2 separate regions of the Homo sapiens genome follow, and region 1 is linked to region 2. Evidence: read pairs that join two places in POLR2A ChIA-PET (ENCODE). Cell type or tissue: PC-9. All regions are shown on one strand. Each heading gives the region's core, and the rest is flanking DNA. Links, peaks and the distances in the headings are about the cores only. Region 1 has its middle 17 kb from the start of CEL. Region 2 has its middle 13 kb from the start of RALGDS.

What was found. Peaks named below come from ENCODE experiments on the same cell type or tissue, not always from the same donor. Only the 100,000 strongest peaks of a DNase experiment are listed, where the experiment ranks them.
Region 1: POLR2A ChIA-PET joins it to region 2 with 9 read pairs; 7 of 35 experiments call an interaction of 5 or more read pairs at or near these places.

What each region holds. Positions count from the first base shown.
Region 1 is chr9:133,076,438-133,080,822 of GRCh38, reverse strand. No RefSeq gene overlaps it. Among named protein-coding and RNA genes, the nearest start is that of CEL, 17 kb to the right of the region's middle. In PC-9, for the core only: no CTCF peak of the experiment used is centred there; no DNase peak of the experiment used is centred there; H3K27me3 peaks cover 3,495 bases.
Region 2 is chr9:133,131,572-133,135,956 of GRCh38, reverse strand. It overlaps a transcript of RALGDS not described here. Among named protein-coding and RNA genes, the nearest start is that of RALGDS, 13 kb to the right of the region's middle. RefSeq lists enhancers at 1,699-1,988, 2,703-3,247. In PC-9, for the core only: no CTCF peak of the experiment used is centred there; DNase peaks (open chromatin) are centred at 426 and 1,986; H3K4me3 peaks cover 495 bases; H3K27ac peaks cover 2,197 bases.

The DNA of each region.
Region 1 (4,385 bases), core at 272-4,271, 55 kb after region 2:
GATCCTCCTGCTTTAGCCTCTCAAGTAGCTGGGATTACAGGCGCCCGCCATCACACCCGGCTAATTTTTGTATTTTTAGTAGAGAGGGAGTTTCGCCATGTTGGCCAGGCTGGTCTCGAACTCCTGAGCTCAAGTGATCTGCCCGCCTCAGCCTCCCAAAGTGCTGGGATGACAGTTGTGAGCCACTGCGCCCAGCCCCTAACCTAGTTTTGGCCATGCTCTGAGCCCACATTCTTTGTGGAACCTCAAGATGGTATCTAAGCTCTGTACTCTGTTGAGAAGTTGGGTCTCCATTTCAAAGGCTCCCGTGTATACGCATTAAACAAATATGTATGCTTTTCTCCTATGAGACAATCTGTCAGTGATTTTTCAGTGGTCCTTCAGAGGGAGAAGGGGAAAGCTCTCCCTTGGTCCCCATAGTATCATCCTGAATAGTTTGAATGCTCTAAAACCCCCCTGGGCTCCATTGATTCATTCCTTCCTCACTCAAATCCCTTGAAGCGGCTACATTGTCTGGTCTACATACCCGGGGTTTGTCGTCATGCACCAGGAAAATTTAGGACAGGGACAAACACGAGGACTTTAGGAGCGGAGGTTTAATAGATAGAAGAGAGGAAAAAGAGAAACATCTCTCTCTTCTCCAAGCATAAAGGACTGGTGGGCAGCAGACACACTGAATTTTATATTCAGGTTTGTCCTTGCCCAGCCCTGCCAGCCGACTGCAGGAGCAGGAGAACTAAGGAAGGGAAAAGGAAGCAGATGAAAGGCTTAAGAAAAAGGCGGATCTGTTGGCAGCAGCCCTTATAGAAAGAGAAATTAGCCATGTGAGAGGATGTGGACGCAGATGTGGACGTGGAAGAGGTCAAGTTAGACAAGGATTTAAGAGCTGACCAAGGCTAGAGAGGGATCAATGTGAGAGATGCAAAAAAAAAAAAAAAAAAAAAAAAAAAAGGGGGCACTGGAAGGATGAATGTCCAGAAGGCAATGAGGGAAATGGCCAAGGCCGTGAGACAAAGAGGCCATTGGCCAAGGGCTGCCATACCTTAGAGGAACCAGATACTAATCTGATTGGGCTGGCAGGAGCTGAAGGATGTGAGGACTAGGACAGACCGGGCTCCTTCTCACTGGGCCTCCAGGAGTCTGTGGTCACATTAGAAGTTGAAGGCAGCAGGATTCTGCCGTATCTGGATTCCAGATTTCTCGCTGATGGCTGAGCTATTATATGAAGTTACAAAAAGAGGAGAAAAGGAACCCCTCCTCTGGGAAACAGAACAGGAGAAGGAGCCATGCCTTGTGAAAACTTCCTTATAGACTTAAACGAAATGCCCCGTGCCAGAAGCTATCGGTATATTCTAGTGTTTATTTGCATCTTTTTCAGGATAGGTTGAAGCTTTCCCCACCAGGACAGAAAAAGCACGACAAATGACTAAAGTACTGTTAAAAGATATTATCCCCAGGTTTGGACTGCCTCTATCTTTACAGTCAGACAATGGGCCGGCATTTGTAGCTGAAATAGTACGAGATTTAACAAGACTGTTAAAAATAAAATGGAAGTTACACACAGCCTATTGGCTGCATAGTTGAGGAAAAGTGGAACGCATGAAGTGGACACTCAAGCAGCTACTGAAGAAATATTGCCAGGAAGCTCATCTGAGATAAGTTCAGGTTTTGCCTATGGTCCTCCTCCGAGACAGGTGCACCCCCACCAAACAAACTGAGTATTTACCCTATGAGGTTTTGTTCAGTTGGCCAACCCCAAATCATAGGTCAAATTAAAGGTGATCTCCAGGAACTAGAGGAATTAACCTTAAGAAAGCAAATGCAGGCTTTAGGAATAGCCATGCAAGAGGTCCATGGCTGGGTACAAGAAAGGATGCCTGTAAGCCTGATAGACCAGTGTGCCCCTTTAAATCTGGAGACTCTGTTTGGGTTAAAAAGTGGAATCCAACTTCTCTAGGACCCATATGGGGTGGGCCCTGTACTGTCATCTTGTCCACTCCCGTTGCTGTTAAAGTTGCAGGTGTTATGTCTTGGATCCACCACAGTCGGCTGAAACCGGCAGCTCAGGACGAGTGGACCAGCCAGCAGGACACAGATCATCCAACCCAGCTGATCCTGAGAAGACAACAAGCTGCTGCTGAGGACGATCACCCTGCTCTGGTCACTCGTGAGGCTGACCAGTCAACGCACGGCTGAAGCTTAAGGAGACAAGCCCCGCTCTAGTCACACACCCGAAGCTGACTAGTCTACGCACGGCCGAAGCTTGAGGACTCGTCAAGCAAGTAAATGTGGTTAGAAATCTTAGGACTAGTAGTCTTCCTTATAATACTAACTGTTTTACTATTGTTCCGTTGCTGTGCTCAATCTCCTCCCCCAGGCAAGGCCCTCTTCTGTCCTTGCTGGATATGAATACGCTGTACATTGTTTTGCTGTTATCACCCCCCTTGACCATGTTAAAATAAGTACCCTTAGAAAGTGTCCCCATTGTACACACACTACAGGGTCAGGAAACAGTATAACTAGGACTCTATTATTCTATACTTATTAGGAGTGTACAGGGACTCACCTAGGAACTTGTACTTACAATCGGATCACCTATTCAATTTGTGACCCAGGAAATGGCCAGCCTTATATATGCTATGACCTTCTAAGTCTTTACCTAGGACTTGGTTTGAGGTTCATACTGAGTCAAAGAAAGGAAGTCTTATAAATCAAAGCCAAGCCTCTACCCCCCAGGGGGGGCTATAGCCATATACTTTGATATTTGTCAGTTAACATCCGTGAACCCAACCTATCTCACAATCTCTGGTCCTACAGGGTACTGTACAAACTGCCAGTACAAAATTGTATGTGCATACCCTGTTTGCCCCTCCAAGGCCCTAGCAATAGCTTGCTGGAACCGCACAACACAGTTCACTGACCGATCATCACTGAGGCTAAAGCCAATCTTGCTCATCAAAGCGCCAGCAAAACCGGACTGTAAGACAAGCACTTGCAATCCTGTAAATCTTACTATCTTAGAGCCGGATCTACCTATATGGACTACAGGTTACTCCATGGCATTACAAAGCAGCAGTCAAAAAGCTAAAGTAAATTTATATATCATAAAGAGGACTCAAACCAAGAAGTCATCCCAGCAGCAATTCCGAGTCTTTAAGTCATTCTATGAGCACATAAATCAAAAGTTGCCGAGCCTCCCCCTTTAGCCAAAAACCTATTTGCTCAGATGGCTGAAAACATTGCTGGCAGCCTAGGCATCTCCTCATGTTATGTTTGTGGAGGGACAAACATGGGAGACCAATGGCCTTGGGAAGCAAAAGAGTTAATGCCTCAAAATAACTTTACTCTGACTGACCCTTCCTGCAAACTGACTCCCACAAGTTCAAGCGTCTGGCTCTTAAAAACTTCTATTATCGGGAAATACTGTATTGCTTGCTAGGGAAAAACTTCTACAGACCCAGTAGGGGAATTAACATGTTTGGAACAGAAACATGTTAAAAAATTAGGAAAAACTTTATGGCGCGGCAAAGATAGTCCCAAACCACCTCATCCAAATCCATTCTCCCGTTTCTCTGCTCTAAACCACACCTGGTATCAGCTTGAAGCTCCAAATACCTGGCAAGCACCCTCTGGTCTCTATCGGATCTGTGGGCCACGGGCCTACCGACAGCTACCAGCCAAATGGACAGGGGCCTGTGTACTTGGAACAATTAGGCCGTCTTTCTTCTTAATCCCTCTAAGACAAGGAGAAGCCTTAGAGTATCCTGTCTATGATGAGAAGAGAGAAAGATATAGAAGGAGCGTAAAGAAAGACACAGCCATAGGGGACTGGAAAGATGATGAATGGCCCCCTGAGAGAATAATTCACTACTATGGGCCAGCTACCTGGTGGGGGACGATGGCTCATGGGGTTACTGGTCTCCTATTTACATGCTTAACTGCATCATGAGGTTATAGATAGTGCTTGAGATCATCACTAATTAAACAGCAAGGGCTTTAGATCTATTAGCCCAGCAATCTACAAAAATGAGGAATGCTATCTATCAAAATAGATTAGCTTTAGACTGCCTCCTCGCCCAGGAAGGAGGAGGATGTGGAAAGTTCAATCGAACTAATTGCTGCCTGGAAATTGATGACAATGGAAAGGCAATTATAGGAATAACTGCAAGAATGAGAAAATTCGCCCATGTTCCAGTTCAAACTTGGAAAGGGTGGTCTCCAGATTCTCTCTTTGGAGACTGGTTTTCATTTTTCAGAGGGTTCAAGACTTTAATAGCAGTAGTTCTGGCTGTACTAGGAAGTTGCCTAATACTCCTTTGTCTCTTACCTCTCCTTGCTAGAAGCATTCAATCAGCTATAGAGGCAATAGTAGCTAGGCAAACTAC
Region 2 (4,385 bases), core at 281-4,280:
ACTCTATGGCAGTTGACATTGCTGCAACATTTCACCTGCATTTTACAGAAGTATCAGCTGGCCTTGAATTCAAAATAAGAACTCTGGTTCTTCCCTGCAGAGGATGCCACCTTGGGGTGCCATTTTTTTGACACGGAGCATGTGCCAGGCCCTATCTTGAGTGCTTCCCATCCAGTGTTTCATTTCAGCATGCAGTCTTTTTGAGGCAGAGATGTTCCCTGTTGATGGGCTAGAACCAAGGCTCAGCAAGGGAAAGGAACCTGCCTGGCTCACCCAGCTCCACCCAGCCAGGAAGTGACAGGATGAGGGTTTGGCCCAAGACTCCTGACACTGTAGGCCCCAGCTCCCAGCCACTGCTTGGATCCTTACAGTTAGACGTTGGGTTCCTCCTGGAGCTGGACCTGGGGGCAGGCAGGGTTGGGGAGGGGAGCTGCGGTGCCCTTGGCAGGGCTGGGTCCTGCTGGGCTCAAAGCCAATGGGAGCGGCTGGGGCAGGGCCTGGATTCTTGGATCCTCAGCTTCTTGGCAACCTGCGTGACTCAGTGGGCTGGTAATAGGGGCCGGCGGGCAGGCAGCCAGTGCAGGGGAGCCCTGCGGTGGGTGAATCAGCCAGTTGCTGAATTACTGTCCTGCCTGGGGTGGTGCCAAGCCCCAACTGCCAAAATAAGCACAGCCCCTCTTTGCCTTTCTCTCCCCACTCCAGGGTGGCCCACCTTCCACATGCCTTGGCAGGTGTGTCCTGTGGCTCTGCTGCTCCTGGGAGTCCCCGGGTCTCCCTAGCCTGGAGCAGGGGAAAGGTCCTCCCCACTGGGGTGTGTAGCCTTCCACAAGTCATTCTGCGGCTCTGCCTCCCCACCACACACAGGGGCCCTCCTGTGAACTGGAGGTCATTGAGATACTTGCACCCTGAACTTAGAAGGGCACCGTGAGGATAAAATCACCTTTGACTCTTTATGAAAAGTCATAAAGAGTCTTCCTGCTAGGAGTTTGCAGGAAGGAGTGACTGGGAGCGCAAACCTGAGAGTCAGACAGGATTGGAAGCCCTGCTCTGCTGTGTGGCTTTGGATGAGCTTTGTGCCATCTCTGAGCTTCATCCTCAAACTCACCTGCAAAACCTGCGTCACATATCATGATGGTGAAATGATACCCGCATTGGCATGGCAGTGCGTAGTAGAAATTATCAGAGGGTTGTTGACTCTGGTTTAGGCGCCAGGTTGGAGGCAGCAGTGATCAGCAGAAATGGAAGTCAGAGTCCCCAGCCTAGGCCTCCTACAGGGGACAGACCACCCACCCCAGGGACAGGGTCCCAGCAGCGTCAAGTCTGTGTGCTGCCTGGAACAAATCTACTTGTGATCCTTAATTTGGAACAGAGTAGAGGAAAGCAAGCAGCCTTGGGGGCCGGACTTACACCCTGCCTTGGCACTGACACGCTGTGTGACATCAGGCAAGTTGTTCGCCCTCTCTGGGCCTCAGTTTTCTCAGTTTTACAACAGAGATGATGACTGTGGCCTCATCTTTCTGGCAGAGGCTGTCTGGAAAAGTGCTTTGTCCCCATTGAGGTGTGCTAAAGGCGGCGCCAGACTAGGCTCTAGGGTACGAAGGGGTGTCAGGAGTTGATCCTGCCTGCCAGGCTTCTGAACGTGGCAAGAATTTGCCTCTGGGCTGCACAGTGACAGGTGTCAGTGATGCCCCCGTCCCTGGGAGTCTCCTAGTCAGAGCCAAAGAGGGAGGGGATGCCAGGCATAGGTGCAGCCTCCAGGGGCAGGATCTGTCTCCTGCACGACCACAGCATCACTACCTAGCAGAGCCGGCTGGGCCTGAATGTGTGTTGAGCGACTTGACGGGGCCTCAGGTTCCCAGAAGCCAGGGGGAGGGGAGCTGGAGTGTCCCCCCAGCTGGACACCGAGTCTGGCCAGCAGCTCCCTGAGTCAAGTTAGCAGCAGGAAAGAGGAGCAAAAGCCAGGCCTCGGCCTCTGCTATCTGCTTCCTGGACAGGATGTGGTGCCGAGTAAACAGCTTCGCGAGGAGTCACTGCTCTGGCTCTGAGTCACAGCTCCTAGCGACAGCTGCACAGTGTTTGTAAACAATGGGCCTCACACCCAGCCAGGGCCTGCCCCTACCTAGAAAGGTGCCTGTGGGTTGGGTTTTGCTAGCCTGGGCTTGTGTGTGTGGCCAGGTGCATTATCCCAGGCCACCCGGCGTGCTGGGCAGAGCATCGTGGGACCACTGGTAGGTCGTGTGTCCTGGGAGAAGCCTGGGGTCAGGGTCGTCGTAAGCTTCATGCACAGTAGCTGGAAATGTTTGTGCCATGTATGGCCCTCACTAGGCCCAGCTCCTGAAGGCAGCCAGAGTTGCGGTGGGGAGGCTGCAGGTGGAGCTCCTCCAACTGGCCTCACCCCCAGGCCCCAGCGCCTCGGCTGTCCATGGCAGTCTTCGTTCCAGGCAGTGACAGTGATGTGGCGCATCACGTGGCGGCCTGGCCAGCAGGGAACAAAGACCCTGCTCTCCCCCAGGCTGGCGGCAGAGGCAGGGCCAGGGACCACGTGGGTGGGAGGAGGGGTGCATGGCCCTGCTGCTCCCCTCCTGCCAGCACCACCTCCTCGGGACTCCTGCATTTCTGCGTGGCAGCTGGTGCTGCTCCTCCTGCAGCCTGACTGTGTCAGCAGTCCCTCGATGGCCTTTCCAGCAAGCTCAGTGCCCACTGCCCCGGGTAGCCCTGCCCACCCTGGCTCCGAAAGGAGGAGCCCCAGGATTAGGCCCTGAGGCCAGGCTGACCTGTGCTGGAGGTGGGGGCAGGGGAGATATGGGGGTAACAGGCTTGGGAAGCTGGGCTGGAGTGGGCTATTCAAGAATAGCACAGAAAGCTTGTGTGAGAGATGCAAGGCCCTGCAGAGGGCCTGGTACCCGGGAGCTGCTTGTCCAAGCAAAGGCATTAGCTCACAAACACACCAGCAGGGTGGCCTGGTTCCCTGCCACTTCCCTACTGGTCCCCCACCCCCACTATGAAAGTTGAGCGCTTCTGGCCAGGCACGGTGGCTCACGCCTGTAATCCCAGCATTTTGGGAGGCCAAGGCGGGCGGATCTCGACGTCAGGAGTTTGAGACCATCCTGGCCAACATGTAAAACCCCATCTCTACTAAAAATACAAAAATTAGCTGGGCGTGGTGCCGCATGCCTGTTATCCCAGCTACTCGGGAGGCTGAGACAGGAGACTCGCTTGAACCCGGGAGTCGGAGGTTGCAGTGAGCCGAGATGGCGCCACTGCACTCCAGCCTGGGTGACAGAGCGAGACTCCGTCTCAAACAAAAAAAAAAGAAAAAAAGAAAGTTGAGCGCTTCTTTCCAGGGCCTCTTTAAGCCCCCCACCCAACCAAACATGCGCACACTGTAGGAAACACCTTCTCGGCCACTGAGCCCTTCTACGGGGCTAGGCTGCGAGGTCACACTTTGCAGACAAGGAAACCGAGGCTCAGGGAAAGCCCTCCCCACCCCCTCAAACCACGTGGTAAGCTCCCTGTTAAACCTGGAGTGGCAGCCGAACCACACCACACAATGCCCACAGTCACATGGCCAGGCAGTCAGCAACACCGGGGTGAGAGGCCGAGGCTGGGGACAGCCTCGGATCCCTGCTCGGATACCAACCCCTGCCGCCTGCCTCACCCAGATCCTGCCTGTCTGCACAGGGCGTCTCTCCCGTTAATAGTGTGTACCCAGACAGTGACCTCTTCGCTGGTCCCCTCTCCCGGGACCGGGCCTGCCTTGCAGTACCCATCTGTGTGTGCTTCTACATCAGCAAACATTTCCAAGCTATCTGCTAGGATCCAGTTACAAGCCACACTCTGAGCACTGGGCAGACCCCGGACTGCCATCTGGACCTTGCTGCCAGGGATGGAGTCAGGCTATGGCACTCCTGGCACAGGGGCAGCATCCACCAACATTGATCAAATGTCTGTTATGTGCCTGGCACCGGGGCAGGCATGTAACCCTTTGGCACCTGAACTCCTCAATCCCCACTGGAAATGATCATTGCACATCCGCCAAGCACGGCCATGAGCCGAGCCCATGCTGAGTTCTTGTGGAATCCTCCAGCGCCCTTGTGCCCATTTTATAAGGAGCAAACTAAGGCCCAGAGATGCTAAATCATTGGCCCAGGGTTCCAGAGTCCCTGGGGATCAGAATTTCAGTCCTGGGCTGACCAATTCACAGCCTGGTTGGCTCTACTGTTCCTCGAAGGTCAAGGTTGAGTCACTGTGCGCAAGAGAGGCCAGTGGTGATGCCTGACTTTCCCAGGGGACAGGGCCTTGGAGCCTGGCACAGAGGAGGAAGTGTGCCAGATGAAAAAGAACAGGGAATGGGTGGCTGGGGCAGGGATGGTGTTGCTGCATTA